Linked DNA regions of Mus musculus: region 2 is linked to region 1. A link is a loop called in an ENCODE intact Hi-C map of the cell type or tissue named here. Cell type or tissue: heart. All regions are shown on one strand. Links, peaks and the distances in the headings refer to the core of each region. The heading gives the core; the rest is flanking DNA.

Evidence for each region. Peaks named below come from ENCODE experiments on the same cell type or tissue, not always from the same donor. Only the 100,000 strongest peaks of a DNase experiment are listed, where the experiment ranks them.
Region 2: it touches region 1 in a loop (2.4-fold over the local background); 6 of 42 quality-filtered maps call a loop at or near these places.

What each region holds. Positions count from the first base shown.
Region 1 is chr14:120,351,340-120,359,459 of GRCm38, forward strand. All of the region lies in intron 2 of Mbnl2 (muscleblind like splicing factor 2), which reads left to right. Among named protein-coding and RNA genes, the nearest start is that of Gm26679, 34 kb to the right of the region's middle. In heart, for the core only: a CTCF peak has its summit at 4,194; DNase peaks (open chromatin) are centred at 4,162 and 4,922; H3K4me3 peaks cover 833 bases; H3K27ac peaks cover 2,116 bases.
Region 2 is chr14:120,274,129-120,282,248 of GRCm38, forward strand. Mbnl2 (muscleblind like splicing factor 2) reads left to right here and starts at 1,541. Exons shown (of 8, transcript NM_207515.2): 1 at 1,541-1,777. The region is part of intron 2 of Gm52122 (a long non-coding RNA gene); the gene reads right to left. In heart, for the core only: a CTCF peak has its summit at 4,191; DNase peaks (open chromatin) are centred at 3,283, 4,353 and 4,933; H3K4me3 peaks cover 2,500 bases; H3K27ac peaks cover 2,500 bases.

The DNA.
Region 1 (8,120 bases), core at 3,182-5,681:
AGACAAATTTATTTACTTTGTTAACTTTTCATGTAACAATATTTGCTAATACTCTTTGTTTTCTGCATTCTCTGTTAGCCATCTACAAGTACAATGATCAGAGGGGTGAAGGATTTTGTAGCCTTACCAAATCTACAAAGTTTAAAACAAACAGACAAACAAAGAAACAACCTAAAGCCTTCCAAGTAGCACATGAAGAGACCAGGGGATAACCCCACACCGTGAAATTACACAAAATTACCACTATGGTCTAAAACTACCTTCAGGCTATGCATGTAGGGAACATATAAAACATAATGAATTTCATGTTTATATTTGGGTCCTAAGTCCAAATAATCTAGAGTCTAAAAATGTCTGAAATAATAAATGGTTCTGGTTCTAAGCACTTAGGTCATACTCAACCTGTGTGCTCTGACACTAGCTTTCTAAATGGTTGGTTCTGGGTCCTAAGCTTACCTTTTAACACTTTTTAAGTTATTTAGGTGTGTTTGTGTGTATGCGAGTGTGCATATACGTGTGTGTGTGTGTGTGTGTGTGTGTGTGTGTGTACATGCATGCTTGTGTGCCGTTTTTTCGTCACAGGACAATCAGTGGGAGTTAGCTGTTTCTTGGGACTGTATGTGTCCCAAGACTGAGCTCATACATCTTCCGGTACCTTCGCTGGCCTGTAGATCTTACCTTTCATGAGGTAAATGACGTTGTGACACGCTTCAGTCATAAAACTATAAGCAGTGCTTAGTGACGTCCACAGACATGATGCATCAGTGTGTGGGATCACAGTAGTGTACTCTGTGCACTGCTCCTGGGCAGGGGGCTTTGGAAGGAAATCAACTCTGCTTAATTTGGCTGCATTTGAGTCCCACATCTTCTCTGTAACCTGCATGTTGATCATCTAGCTGAGGCGCCAGGGGGAGTTCACTCTTCTGGGCTTGTTGGGCTTTCCTGCCCGCATTCTTCCTTCTCTTAGTTACCATTTCCTCTCGCTGAAAGCAAGGAAATTCTCATTACGACCTTCGCAGGACTGTCAGAAAGATAACATTCTGTTTAACTTCCTGCCTCCATTTATCAGTAGCGTTGGCTACATTCTTCGGTTGAATTTAATACCAATAGTTATAGCGTATTTCTGCATGAATTACTACTATTCTCAAATTCTGTCTCTTTTCTTATGTGTAATTAAGAAATTGCTGTAATAGGAGAATTTCCTCCGTAACTAAGTGCTGCCTAATGCTTGGGAATGAGAATGGAATCTAAGATGTACGTAAATATGAGAGAAATCAGCCAATGAACTGGTCCCCAGGGCTCAGCCAATGTGGTATTGGTATAAATCTAGACTGACTGCTTGAAAGCCGAACTCATTACTTTAAGATCCGAGTTCTCCACTTTTGGTGTATTCTTCTGGTGGTGTTCACGTGAAAAGGGCAATGCACTTGACTCGGGAGATAAGAATTTCTAATGAGAGCTGAAAGGAGGGAAGGGAAAAAGGGGTTGGAAAAAACAAACAAAAAACAAAACCCAAAACAGAACATAATGAATGGAAGAAGTGCTGCTGTCCACGTGTGTGCATGCGCACACCTGTGGATGCACCCCCGTGTGGATGCACAACCACGTGTGTGGACAGATTGAAGTAATCTGGATAGAGACGGTTAGTCCTGATGGAGCAGCCTCTGTGACTAGCCTGCATCTCTCCCTTTTTCTACTCACATACAGGAAAGGTTGAAAAATGGACATTTTTCTCTACAGTATTAAAATTCATTTTTTCCCCATCCTCCAACCTCCCCGGCCAGAAGAATCTGGTTTAATAGGAAATTTCAGATGAGAGAAGCATTCAACCTTATTTCCTACTCCACCCCAGCTCTGAGTATTGCCTTTGATCTGATCTCCTGTATGGACTTGATTGTTACTGCACGCAGGCCTCCTTTCCTGAAACCTCCATTTTCCTTGAGCTCTCTGCATTATTTAACAGTACCGAGGGCTCTGGCTTTCTTTCTGTCAAGCCTGGCGCTCTCTTCTCCCGGTACACATTCCGAAGCCTTCCAGTGTCACCTGGAACAAACTTGACAGCAGTGTTGTCTTGCCGCCACTGTAACTGGAGTGGGGTATGCCGTGCCCGATTGCGGTGATTTGTAAGGCAGGATAAGAGGCTGGTTCTGGGCCGAAGTGTGAATGCAGGGACCAAGTGCCAATTTTACTCCCTGGGAGTCTTCACTTAACTTGCACCATTTAAGGGAGGGAAAGAGGAGTAACCATTTCTAGAGAAATCTAGACGATTCCAAACCTCAGCAAAGGAAAAGAAGAAATAAAAAGCATGTCTTTGGACACTGGTCCCTTGGTACTCAGTAATGCCTGATATTGGTTGCCAAGTAACTCTAAGTTCCTGTCTAGCTGGGAATGGATTTTCCACAGGACTCTTGGGAACTTATGAAGGTGCAACCTTGTCTACATCTCGAAGTTTCTGTGAGGTCTCCCTGCGCACCCTTTAGACCCTCAATTCTCATCAGTAGAGCATCATAAGATTTTTGTGCATGCTCCAATGAGCTCCCTACTTAAATTCATAACTTTCCTAAAAGACAGCAAGAAACATAGTCTTATAGATTGTGTTTCTCAGCATCCGATGCACGATATATCTTCCACAAAAACCTATTGATTTGGGGCTGGGAAGATGTCTTAATCAGTAAAGTGCTTGCCACAAAGCACAAGCTGAGTTCAGCCTCCAGCACCCACACTAAAATGGTCGGGTATGGTAGTGTGCATTATAATCCTAGTGTCCAGCACCCACACTGAAGTGGTCAGGTATAGCAGTGTGCACTGTAATCTTAGTGCAGGCCAGCTAATCTAGCCAAACTGGTAAACTCCAGGTTCAGTGAGAGACCCTGTCTCAAAAAAAAAAAAAAAAAAGGTAGAAGGAAATTAAGGAAGATACCCTGGTGTCAATCTCTGGCCTATACTCTGTCTCTCTCTGTCTCTGTCTCTGACTCTCTGACTCTCTGTGTCTCTGTGTCTCTGTCTCTCTCTTTGTCTCCCTCTGTCTCTGTCTGTCTCTTTGTCTCTATCTGTGTCTCTCTTTGTCTCTTTGTCTGCCTCGGTCTCTCTCTCTCTCTCTCTCTCTCTCTCTCACACACACACACACACACACACACACACACACACACACACACACAGATACACAGACTGACTGCCTTATTATGTGCCCTGCCTGGTTGTCAGAGCCTTCTGCCCTTTCTCTCATTTCTCTTGCTGGACACAAGTCCAAGGACCCTTGCAAAGACATTCTCTGCCTCTCAACATTTAACTTCAATTGATTTTTTTTTTCACTCTGTGTGCCAGAGACATAAATTGATTCCAGTTGTTTAAAAGAAATGTATATTTTTCTTCTACACATTTTAAGAGGGAAAATATTTAATGTATTTTCCCTAGACTAAACCAAAACCAGACTCCTTTCCCAGAAATGTATAAATGGAAAACACAGTGGATTTCAGAAAAGTTAAGTGAGCCCGCGCTCGTGTGGCTCCAGGTGAGAGAGAAACTCTTTAGTCAGCAATTGGAGAAGAAAGAATAAATTCAAGAGCTCTCCTGTATAACTCGTGATCTAAAAAAAAAAGAAAAACGGAACGATTTTGTGTAGAAGCAGTGTAGCAAATTATATTAGTCAGTGGATATAAATTGCTTTTTAAAACAAAAGAATATTCATGACATTTTTCTGTCTAGAGACAAAATAGTTCCCTTTATCGTGGAATCATAAAATCTTGGGTCTGGAAACTTGGAGAATTAGATTATTTCCCATCCAGTGCCAAGACAGTGAGTCCTGTAGGGTGAGGGAGGATCATAATTTCAACTTCCTATTCAAAATGCCCGCAGTTCTGCGCCAGAAGCAGTGCCCAGCCCCTTAGATAACAGGCCCTGCTGTGACTCTGAGGGTGAGAGCTGTGGGGGAGGGTAAAGGAGAGGTCTGTGCCCTTCGGAATTGGGCTTCACTGTGACAAAACCCACTCTGGAGCCACAGAGCCATTGTAATAATAGGGATTATTTCCTTGGGATTTCCTCCTCTCTCTCACTAACATGTCGTACAAAGCACCACACTGGTGCTTTTGTTGCCCGAGCATTGGCCCGCTGCCATAAAAAGCCTGCTGCCCAAGTTCACGGGGACCCTGCGAGTCGACCCAGCGCTTCAGAACGTGCTGTGGGGGCCTCTGTCTTCCCATGAACACAGTACAGTGACTTACACTGGCAGTTCAAGATCAATGCTCTGCTCAGAGTTGGTTCAGGAAGTCCTACCAGCTGTCATGTAAGGGTAATTAACACATTTCTCTCAATTATGCATGCTGGTGGAAGAATTTCAAACATTTGGCCGGATAACAAGCCCATCCCCTCTATTAAGAGAAAGGTCATCCCTCTGACCGGCTGGATATTTACTTTGCTTTAGAAATGAGCTTCATGGAATTTTCTTTGGGTGGCGGGGAACAATCAGGACAAAGGGAATTTTCTAGTAAAACTGATGCTGTCACACGTTATTGAACACTGCCCAAGCCCACACATTAGGATCTTAGACCTTATATTAACCCTTGTTGGGTTTTATTGTGTTGTTAGCCTGAAGGCCATCATGACTGAAATAACCACACACAACTCTGAAATGTTACTACTGACCTCTGTTTCAGGGTATCTCTTTCTTCCCCTTTTATGTGTTCCTGAAGGGAACAGGTTACCCCTGGGGGGGGGGGGGGTGTTAGTAAATCAGGACAAAGAAGGTCCCAACACCAACAGGTCCCAGGGTCTTGGACCATATCTTCTAGCAATTGGAAACACTGAAGTCATTTGAAGACAGTGGACATGACTCTCAGTAATACTGACCAGGAAAGTGGGACAAACGCTGGTGGGGAAGACGTTGCCTCAGTCTGGGACTGGGAACAAATGGGACATGGGCCAGAGGAGGGAGGCGGAGCTTAATGCAGGCAGCAAGCTGCTGGGGTACGCTAACCGCCCAGCCGCCCGGCCGCAGTGTTTGGAATTTGAGAGTTATGCAGCTGAGGCCTGCAGGGAAGGAGAATGTGGTGGAGGATTTTGATGGTGAAGTAAAACAAAAAGCTCTCACCTTAAAGTAAAAGAAACTTTATCTGGATCCAAACCTGAGAGAGCCTGGGCTAGGACCACAGAGCTAGGTTACCGAAGGTTCCAGGTTCATGGAGTTCGATAGTAATGGAACAAGGAGAGTTAGATGAAGGGCTTTGAAAACCACACTGGTGGGCACTTCAGAGAGGCGGTTGCAGCAGCACGGGAGAATCTCTCCTGTAGGCCTCAGGCGCCATCCGAAGACATTCTTAGCTTATGGATCAGTGGGAGCTGGTGGTAAACTAATCTCATAGATTACAAGGATTTTTTAAAAATCTCTGTCACAGGATGTTAGTTCTGACACATAGGTGGGCACAGAAATGTCTTCTCAGGGGGGATTAAACAGACCTAAGATAAAATATAATTAGATGCTAGACCTGTAACATCCCACCACCCCCAACACGCTTGCTCGCACGCTCGCACGCTCGCGCGCGCGCGCACACACACACACACACACACACACACACAAACACACACACACCCATTGCAGCTCTCCCCAGGCCCAGTCGCTCAGTCTTTGCAGACACAGCCCCTTTCCCAGAATTCTTGTTTACAACAGAGATGATGATCACACCTTAAAAATAGAGCTAGGAAAGACCCTGAATGCCAAAGAGTTGAATATGGACATTAATTTGTTTGCCACAAGGAAATTTTTAAATAGGGAAGTTAAAAAGTTGAAATGCTTTTGCGATCACTACAGGGTCAAGTGTCAACTCTCGCACCTCAAGGTTTGGTTTACTGGGAGACAGGGTTTTCATTTTCGGGTTTTCTTTCAACTCTTTATTAGCATACGCTAATTATATGTCATGGATGGTGGATTTCATTATGACGTCTTCACACGTGTATCTTTTCTGTATTTTAGTAGCATTTACCCATTCCCCATTTCCCTTGTCCCCCTGAGGAGTTTCAGAGTCTCTTTCTAGGTGGTCCCCTTCCACTTTGCTCTGTGTGTTGGGGGAGGGCGCCCAGTGAGGTCCATGCTCCTGGCAGGGACACAGAGCGGGTAGTAGGTGTTTATAGGAGCATGGGCTCCTTTGCAGTGTCCTGCAGGGCTGAAGTGAGCGGAGACAGTGTCTCTATAGAAACAATCAATAGAAAAGTGCAATAGGGTCCTAAGTCAGTATGTCTGCTGTCCTCACTAAAGGGGACATTTGGACAGAGACAAGTCTGATATGAAAGGACATAGAGGAAGACAGCCACTTACAAGCCAGGGAGAGAAGCCTAGAACAGACTTCTCCCTCAGAGCCCTCAAGGAACACACCCGCTCATTTCCTGGTCTTGGACTTCTTGTCCCCTAGAGATGTCAGTCTATCCATTTCCGTGGATCAAGCTACTCAGGGTGTGGTCCTTTGGGCAGCCCAGAGGCGTTAACAGAGTGCCAGTGTATAATGTACAGAAGTGGACAAGAACGGAGTCACGTGGGCCTTATGATGGTGGCAGTGAGGAATCCGAGGGGAGGAGATGGAAAGTGTAGAGAAATGCTTCCCGACATTTGTGACAACGCAATGTCAGGACAAGGAGAGACGCGGAGAGACTCCAGCTGTGTGTGCTAATGGTTCTGGATCGGACACGGGAAGGGCTGGGTTCTGGATCGGACACGGGAAGGGCTGGGTTCTGGATCGGACACGGGAAGGGCTGGGTTCTGGATCGGACACGGGAAGGGCTGGGTTCTGGATCGGACACGGGAAGGGCTGGGTTCTGGATCGGACACGGGAAGGGCTGGGTTCTGGATCGGACACGGGAAGGGCTGGGTTCTGGATCGGACACGGGAAGGGCTGGGTTCTGGATCGGACACGGGAAGGGCTGGGTTCTGGATCGGACACGGGAAGGGCTGGGTTCTGGATCGGACACGGGAAGGGCTGGGTTCTGGTCAGTTTGGTCTCAGACTCCAGATACTTCCGTCACCCCAGTTCTACTGTTGCGCCTCTCTAGTGTCTCCGTGGGTAAAGGACTGCATAGCCTTGAACTATCTCACACTTCAAGAACCAAGAACAGACAGTGTTAATTACACAGGGCCCTGCATTAGATAGAATCAATATGTACCCATGTTACCTCTGCATTTGAGTAAGAGTCAGCCCACCTGTTCCTGAAAGGGATTGAAGGGAACTTTTAAAGTTCAGCATCTTTTTTTTTTTTCTTCTTTGAACAACTAAGTAGAAAATTGACCCAAAGGACGAAAGAAACATATTACAGGTCACCTGAGATGAACTCATTATTGGATTTGAACTTTAGCTCTGAGTTTCCTGGCAGTTAAGGCAAAAAGAAAAACATGTGTGTATTGTCTGATAAAAATCAGTGTAATATGATTAGCTCTTGAGGAAAACACAGAGATAGGCTGAGCGCTCAGATGAGGTTACACTTTAGAATATACCAATTCAAAATGCATTAAGAGCCATGCAAAAATCCATACTCTAATCCAGTAATTCTACTTACACGGAAAGGAGGCGGGGTGGACCGTGTGTGTGTGAAAACGTTTGTTTCAGAATTGTTTGTGAAAGTGCAGAACTGAAGGAACCAGAACGGGGAAAACAGGCCTCAACTCCTCTGCGTTTGCTCAAGTACATGTAACGGAGACGTCGTAGTCAAGGCAGACACTGTAGCAACAGAGACAAACAAGGTTTATGGAGACCGGTGAAGAACTATCTGAAAAGCAAGACGTGGTGGCACACACCTTTAATCCCAGCACTTGGGAGGCAGAGGCAGGCAGATTTCTGAGTTCGAGGCCAGCCTGGTCTACAGAGTGAGTTCCAGGACAGCCAGGGCTACACAGAGAAAACCTGTCTCGAAAACAAGCAAGCAAACAAACAAACAAACAAAAAAAACCCCAAAAAACAAAAAAACAAAGAACCGTCAGAAGAGATCTGGGTTGCTCACTATAGTGCCAGCTGTGCAAGCTGGAGGATCTGGGTTCAAGTCCCACCACCCACACAACAAGCTGAGCATGCGGTCATATGACTGTAATCCAAACCTGAGGATACTTAGACGGGAGGACCCTTGGGGTTTGAGCTTACTGGACA
Region 2 (8,120 bases), core at 3,016-5,515, 77 kb before region 1:
GGGGATTTCGTGTCAAAAGCAGGAGGAGCTGGGGAAGAAGGTAAGTTTGAGATCAACACTCAGGTATGTGTGCATAGGTGTATTAACAGTTTAAAAAGATTTCCACTTGTTTAAATGTAGCTAATTTAACTTTCCAGGAAAAACAAAACAAAACAACAGACTTAACCAAAGCCTATCAAAGATAATATTGACTAGAAATGAAAATCAATATTAGAGATTAAAGTGAAGAGGAGTAAAATAAGATATTCTATTGAAGAAAATTAGTCCACAAGTCACAAGAAATGATGTGTTTTAAGAACACAATTCCAAAATCTAAAAATACCAAAACCATTACATTCTGCCCTGTTACTCCATTCCAGATGCATTCGTTAAACAGTTGCAGAGAGAGAGAGAGAGAGAGAGAGAGAGAGAGAGAGAGAGAGAGAGAGAGAGAGAGAGAGAGGCTCAATCTTTCAGATGAATAGGATCTTTGTTCTTGCCTGTAGTTAGTCACGGGACCTTCATACTTAATTTTTAAGATGCAAAATGTTGTGTTTTGTGGAAGGAAAATGTGTGCTTATTGTGTTTTCTAAATGCCATATGTTTTTGTTTTTGTTTTCAAAGCATGCAGAAATGCTGTTGACTGAGAAGAAGAAAAAAATAACCCTTTCCGTTCTTTTTTTTCTTGCTTTATCTTAGGGAACCTCTGGCATCTGTGGGTCAACCTTTGTAGATTGAAAATGGAGGATGTCCCTTAGGTCAGTGCCATGTGTATTCAGCAGTAAACGCCCTCCAGCAGTCATTGCGGCACTAAAGACAGGATGGGCAACGTATGAGCATTTATCAAATGGCATCTAAGAAGGTTAAGACACAGTTAATCCCCCAGTGGGTGCCAGCCAAGAGCCTCAAAGCTTAATGTAGAGATATCAGTTCTGTCCTTCGGCATCCCCTAATTGAAGTCTCTAGTGCTCTGGAAACTTAGATGGAAAATATATGGGTTCCAGTAAGTAGCCACTGAAATGACAGCTCTCTAGAAAAGCTGTGTGCTGGGGCTTCAAGCATGGTCTGGTCTTCAGTGTGCAATCCAACTTGGCTATAGCCTCCCTCCGTCATGGAAATTGCCTGCAAATGTTTCGTAAGGTATCACTTTGCATGAAAAACACTGAATTGTCTCACAAACGAATGTGTACATCTATGTCAGTATGCTTCCTCAAACGCCCTAAGACTTTAGTTTGGGATCCAATTGGATTTCTTGGCCATCTTAGGAGTTTCGTGATTCCCGGAGTGTTTATGATGCAACTCCCAGCTACGGGCTGGGTGTCTCGAAGCGTATTTGTCTGAGCTACCCCTCTCTGTGCTCTGCCAATTATGTGCCACTTTGTCTCGGAGCTATGACTGCTTTCCTCGGAGAGGGAGATCCCTTTTCCATCAGTATGGACGCACTGTTTTCAGAGCCTGCCAGCGCTGTGTTGCTGTGTCAGTCATCCTATGAGGACCAGTTTCAGACGAGGAGGGCTGACGAGCTGGCCGGGGATTGGTGGGCTGAGCCTGGGCGGGGCCTGTGGGAAGGAAGGGCTGCAGCTCACAGCAACAGAGTTTAGACTGTCTTTGCTTCATCATCTGAAGGTAAAATTTTCCAGCCACGGCCGGCGGCTCGCAGAGTACAATAAACAGGGACGGAGAACTATTTGCATGGACCCCCCTTCCTCATGATGCGGTGGAGAAGCCACGGCCACTCGGTCCTGCCAGATGTTCTTGGGGTTACTGTACATGGGGAAGACGAGCAGAGCTAAACAAGGTAGGAGAAACAACCCCCCCTCCCCAATTTTTTTTTAATGTTTAAAGAGTTTGCTGCAGTATGCTGCATTCCATGTGTGTGCTTAGGGAAGCCAGGGAGACCGATTCCACTAATTCGAACGGAATACTCGCAGGAAACCCTGGAGTTTTACGTAACGTTTGGATTTGAGAACAAGAAACGGCAAAGCTGGAATCTACGCCGCCCGTTTAGGGTGAGGCATTAAAAAAAAAAAAAAAAAACCGAGGTTTTTATTTATTTATTTAAAGGACAGATTTGTTTATTATTATTATCTTTAATTATCTGAAAGATCCAGGCCAGGATTATCTTAAGATAATGGAGGTTTTTTACTGCCAGAGTGGGCTACAGAATAAAGTTTACGTGTTTCCTGTTCTTTGAAAACATACTTGAAATTAAGAATTTAAAAAAAAAATCTGCTTAAATAATCATCGGCTGAACGTTTGGGACGAAAATATGTCTGTTTCTTGGAAATTGGGGGCCACCCTGGTGCTACAGGGCAATGGCTTTAATTGAGTTTCAAAAGCACATTTTAAGCAGCACCAGGGCAGAAGAGGAAGCTTCCTGGCTAGTCTTAGACACTGTGGTTCAATGTTTACATTGCTTTTCCTGGCAGCCTCTGTCTTTGTTTCCAGCTTAAAAGTGGAACCATTATATTCAAAAGTAAGGCTGGGTTAATAATGCTTACTGCAATTATCTGATCTGTATGCATTTTTAATGAGAACACACAGCCAGCAGAATAATTTAATGAGAGCAGGCTAGCTTTTAAAGCTGGGCTCTCACTATGCCCAGCCAGATCAACTTTCTTGCCGAGAAGCAGCGGCTGGAAAGGGTGAAGCAGATTTATTTTTAACACACTTGGCCCAGGAGAAGGGAAGGCTTTCTCTGTGTTAAAGAATTCTTTCTGCCCTTTTCCGTTTTAAATTTCTGCCAGGCTGAGGAAACCGTGTTTTTTTTGTTAGGCCTTGGAAGCATGTGTTTACAATAAATGTGTAACATTTTTAGAATAGTTAGCAAGCACTGAAGCGAAGGGGGGAAAAAAAACTTGCCTAACTGCCACCTCCGTGAATGTTCTAATGTTCTTCAAAAAAGCCTTACTGTCTCTTTAAAAGACAAAGATTAAGTCGGAAAATGTCTATTAGGGCATTTTTATATTTAGGCAGCAACAAGGAACAAAAATTAAATGAGACATTTTATCATCTATGTAAGAGGAAGTTTCTTCCTCTCGTTTGCTCCGTTCTGAGGGAGAGCAGTGCTCATTTAAATAAGGGCAATGCCACGTACCACGGTTTTTACTTTCAAGGAGAAGTGCAGGACACTAGCCCAGAACTCCTGACGTCATCCCCCAACTATTTCTGCTGTGTGTTCTTCTATTCAGCTTGTGGAAAGGAATAGTTCTCTATGTCCAGGCCAGGAACATTCGAACTCCCAGTTGGCAGGACTTGAGTTATGTCTTCCCATTTAAACCCACAGCCCATCCATCCCCCCTCACAGGCCAAATAGGGCAACTTTGCCTACCTGCCTGTCTGCCCAGGTTTTCTGCAGGCTTCTGGCTTGGCTAGAGAAAAGCCATGGCCTGCCTCAGGGAGCCGGATTTCACTTTCTTTCTGGTCTAACTCGCTCTGTGTCGTGGCTCAGTAAGCCTTCCTGTGTGGCCTATCCCAGGGGGTCCCGTCCCAGGGGGTCCTATCCCAGGGGGCCCATTCCCAGCCCCCCTGGAAACTTTACCTAAGGCCCAGGTTATGCTACCAAGTTCAAGGTTGATTGGCTGGTGGGTGACAGCTGCTTTCATAGATACAGCACCGTGTCCTAAGGCAGATGGCTCAAAGGAAATAAAATACACTAGTCCCTGCTGTTAACCCTGTGACACAGGTGGCACTCCTCTTGCACACCCTTGATTGTACGGATCTGGAGAAAGGTTAGTGTTTATTGAGGTTCCTTTTAAAGAAAGAATTTGGGCTAGAGCACACTGCAGTTCCCTGGAGTCCCTACTACCAGCTGGCCCTCCTGCACCACTTACTTAGTGTGGCCTTGAGCAAGTGCCTACCTCAGTTTCTCTTCAGGGACCTAATACTTATTACACTTTCTCTCCTAGAATTCTAGGGACCTGTTTTGTACAAACAACAGTAACAAAAGTTGTTTGTCTCCTGGGACAATTCACTGTGTAAAGTACAAAGGGAAGGGGCCTCTGTGTGGAAACATTGTGGGCAATGTCTTGGGCTGTTTAGATATAAGGCTACAAAATACAAAACCTCCAGTCTCTCCGTTTCTTATAAATTTTCTAAAGATGCCTAAGCCACAAATGAAATTTCCAAGGAAGTCAAGGCATGGTTGTTAGCGTTTCCTCCATCCGTCTCACCTAATGTTCTAGAAGCTGCTGGGCAGGCCAACCTCTGCCAGCAGTGGGCTTCCTAGAGTTGTGCTGGCCTAAGTTTCAGTTCTGACTTCGCGTCTTGTAAGAAATCTATGAGTGTGGCGGAAAGGAGAGCTAAAACCCGGCGGAAGGGAGGAAAAGATGCTTGTGAAATATATTGGTCATGCGGCTCTACTGCTGAACAGCCTGCCTTCACTCTGCTCGTTGTTTTAATTTGCTGTTGCCATGGTGAAAACAAATCAATATCACATGGCTCCCAGCCAGTCCCAAGCTCTGGGAGCGCCATAGAGATCCAAGAGCAGGTACTCTGGATTTCAAGCAGGAATGGGGAGCGGGCGACTTGGATCCTGAGCGCTAGTAAATTCCTCCTGCAGAAGGAGTTGGGTCAGTCTGACACACATTTATCTCTTCCTTTCTTCTTGCATTCTCTTATCAGCAATGAAAAAAAAATGTGGGAAGAAAGGCAAGCTGACTCATTTACATTTTCCAAAATAACGAAACAGTAGCAGTGCAGAAGCTAGTCGGGGGCTTGCAGTGGTGAAGATTTTAGTTAATGAAGAGATGGGACTGAGGCGAGAGGGAGTTTTAGAAAACAGTTTGGGTGCCTTCAGCACCTCCACAGAGAGCTACCCCTGAGAGGCCCTTGGGAGGTTAGCAGCTACTGCTGGCCTGTCAGGCAAGCGATCTGGCAACGAGGAAGCAGGTGGGCAGTTTGGAGTGAGGTGTGTCAGAGACAAGGAAGCCAGTCAGGAGCCTGAGTCATAGCAGATCAGCAAGTCAGAAGTCCATCAGGTGAGCGCACGAGGACTCCAAGGTCACGACCCCACAGAGAACAGAACACTTCTTCCTCCTTGAAAAAGCTGCCGAGGCTCAGCCTGAAGGCCTGTGAGGCACGAAGGAAAGAGACTGCAGAAAACAATACTAATAGTAAAGAGCCAGGAGCCCAAGCTTCCTTTCTGGAAAGAACCACTCAACTAGAGAGAGGGATACTTGCCGCTTTGTGGACTTGGTATTTCCCTCCTTGGAGGATGAAGTGGGTTTTATCCGGGCCTTGGTGGATCAGTTTTGCTGCTGGTTTTGTGTGTGTGTGTGTGTGTGTGTGTGTGTGTGTGTGTGTGTGTGTGTTTTGTTGTTTGTTTGTTTTTTTTTTCTTTTTTGTCTGTCTCCATCATTTAGTTACTCCAGTTTTTGTTTTGTTTTGTTTTCCTTCTTGAAAATGTATACAAAGTATCCCTTGCAGCAAGAGTAACTTCTCAGTGAGGAGTCAGCTTTGCTCCAGGCCTGGGCCTCCACTGCAACGCTGAGCCAAAACAGGTCTGTTTAGTAAGGCCTCAGCTTTGTTTGCTGAGCCTGAGTTCCTGATGGTGGGCAGCTTTCAGCTGACCTTCTCTTACGCCCCCTCACTATGACAAAAAAAGTCTTGGACCCACAACGTGCTTTTAGTGTTTTGACAAAGCATTCATTGTTTAAGGTCTCTTGGGTCAGCAATCCAACATCAGTCAACAAGTGTTAGGGGCCCTTTGGGCAGGGTCTTGGGCTTGGCTAGGACTTCAGGCTACCTACTACCTACCTTTTGTGTGTCATTACATACACACCTGTCGTAAAAGCCTAAATTTCAAAGGCTTTAAGACATCCTTATTGGCTGATATTAAGCTAGCATTGTAACCATCAGATATTGATTTTAGTCTAGAGGTGATTCTGGTGTTTAGAGGACGAACGAAACACACTTAAAATAAAAAGATTTTTTTAGATGTTAGATATCTATCCTTTCTTTCTTTACTGTATTTCTTACTGCTGGGCTCCTGTTGTTTAATTAACATAGAGCAAGGTGAGCCGTGGCGTGTCAGAGTGCTTGAAACATGCAGATTAGATTAGTACTCAGAGTCTCAGCTACCATAGCTTCAGCCTGAAGTGGCAAGGCTGTGGCACATCATTTATAAAGCCTTAAATGCCAGCCAGTGAACAAAGAGAAATCTTAGACCTGCTCACACTTGTGAGCTTCAGCCTGCCCCCAACAGCCCATGATGCAATTATGAGGAAACCTGATGCTGCCTCTGGGGGATTACACTTCCCCACATTCTTTCATAAATGCAGGAGGGGCTTGTTTGGTTTTAGTTGATTTCCCCTCTAAACTTTAAGTTGTTTTGATGGTTGTGATTGGGGGATTTTGCTCCTGCTAGAACATTCCTTCTCTGGACAGACACAAACTGTGTGAGGCTAAAGGATGTAGTTAGGGGCAGACCTGAGAGAGGAGGCTGGAAACACAGACTTTTTAAAGCTTTTTTTTATTTTTAATCAGCCTCATGTCTGCAATGACAGAGGAGCTAGGCCACCATTAGGAACATTCATGGTGAGCTGGCTGTGGAAGAACTGTGGGGTGTATGTCACCTTTACGGAAACAGGAGAGAGTGGGAAATACCCTCCTGGAACACTGCAGGGCTCTTCTGAGCTGTCCAAAATGCACAAAAGCTAGGAGATAAGATGAGACCAATGCACAACTTGTCTCCAGAACAATAATGGACAGATGTGGGGCTCCTTGCACTTGACAAGGGCTTTTGCTGGTATCATCTCCATTAACAGCTTAAGTGGGGCGTTACAGGATGGGAGCCTCATTTAAGGCACTCTGGCTAAAACTCCAGAAGATGAGTTATTGATTTTAAAAGTTTGATTTGTTAGAAGACTGGGGGATAGATACCCCAGTTGGCAGAGCGGAAGCCTGATGTCCCTGACGCCTTGTGTCAATCTCTACCTCCTACCACATAAAACCAGGTGTAGTGGAGCACACCTGTAATGCTAGCACTCAAGAACTATAAGCAGGGCGATCAGAAGTTCAGAGCCATGCTTTGTAACAGTGAGTTCTAGACCAGCCTGGGCTGCCATCTGCCGTGTGTGTGTGTGTGTGTGTGTGTGCGTGCATGCGCGCGGCAAGCGCACGCGCATGTATTCTACCCACCCCCTTGGTTAATTGACTTGGATTTTGAAAGCACAAGATAAACTTGGAAATCTCCCAGGTGCCAGATGTGAGGACATAGAGTCATGTCACCACTTAAGTACTTTCTTTGACAGTATTCCATTTAGACCTAGTTGACTTTATGGTAAAGCCCTCAGAGAGGTAGGTTCTCAGCTTGGATTGCTTGGGTAACCTTCAGGATAAAGCCAAAGTTGACCCTATATCCCAACCGAGCCACATGGCTGTTAGGTGTTTCATGAACACCTCATAATGTCCTGCAGGCCAGAGAATAACCAAATGAACAAAGACAGCAACAACAATGGCCTTGTGCTCCCCTGAGAGCATCTCACCGAGCCTCTTAAACTGGTAGAAAGATGGATGTGGGGACTGGAAATGACTCTTTTAGGGGTATTCATTACAGGTAAGCTGCTTTACACATACCTTGTGCAATTGGAACTTTAGAAGGTCCTTAGAGCCCTACCCAATCAACAGCACTCTCAGTTTGCTGGTAGAGGAAAAGAATTCTCTGTAGACTTGGTAACAGCCATATATCAGTGAAAGCCAGCCTGGCTACTACGTAAACTCAGGCCTCCAAGACTCTCAAGTCCTACAGGTAGCCAGCATTGTAGGTTTTGAGCTGAATAAATAAGAAAGATGAAAATAACTTATAGAAAGTACTCAGTTTCAAGGTAGAAACATGAATCGTGTTAGACATTTCAGATGGTGTGTAGTCGCCGTTCTGTTAAACTCTGTGTATAATAGTCACAGTGGCATCTTAAATACATATGCTATTTTAAGTTTTCTGTCTATTGTTTCCCTGGTGGTCAGAATTCCAACTTCCTGTTTAACAAATCAAGTGGCAACAGGGTTTGAGTTAGGTTAACTAACATGCTACTAGTTTTAGCAACCTCAAAGTGGAGAAGTTACTTCCCAAGCCTATAGAATGTTATGCATAGGATACTTACTGAGCTAAATGAATCACACCATGGTCTAACTTGAAGCTT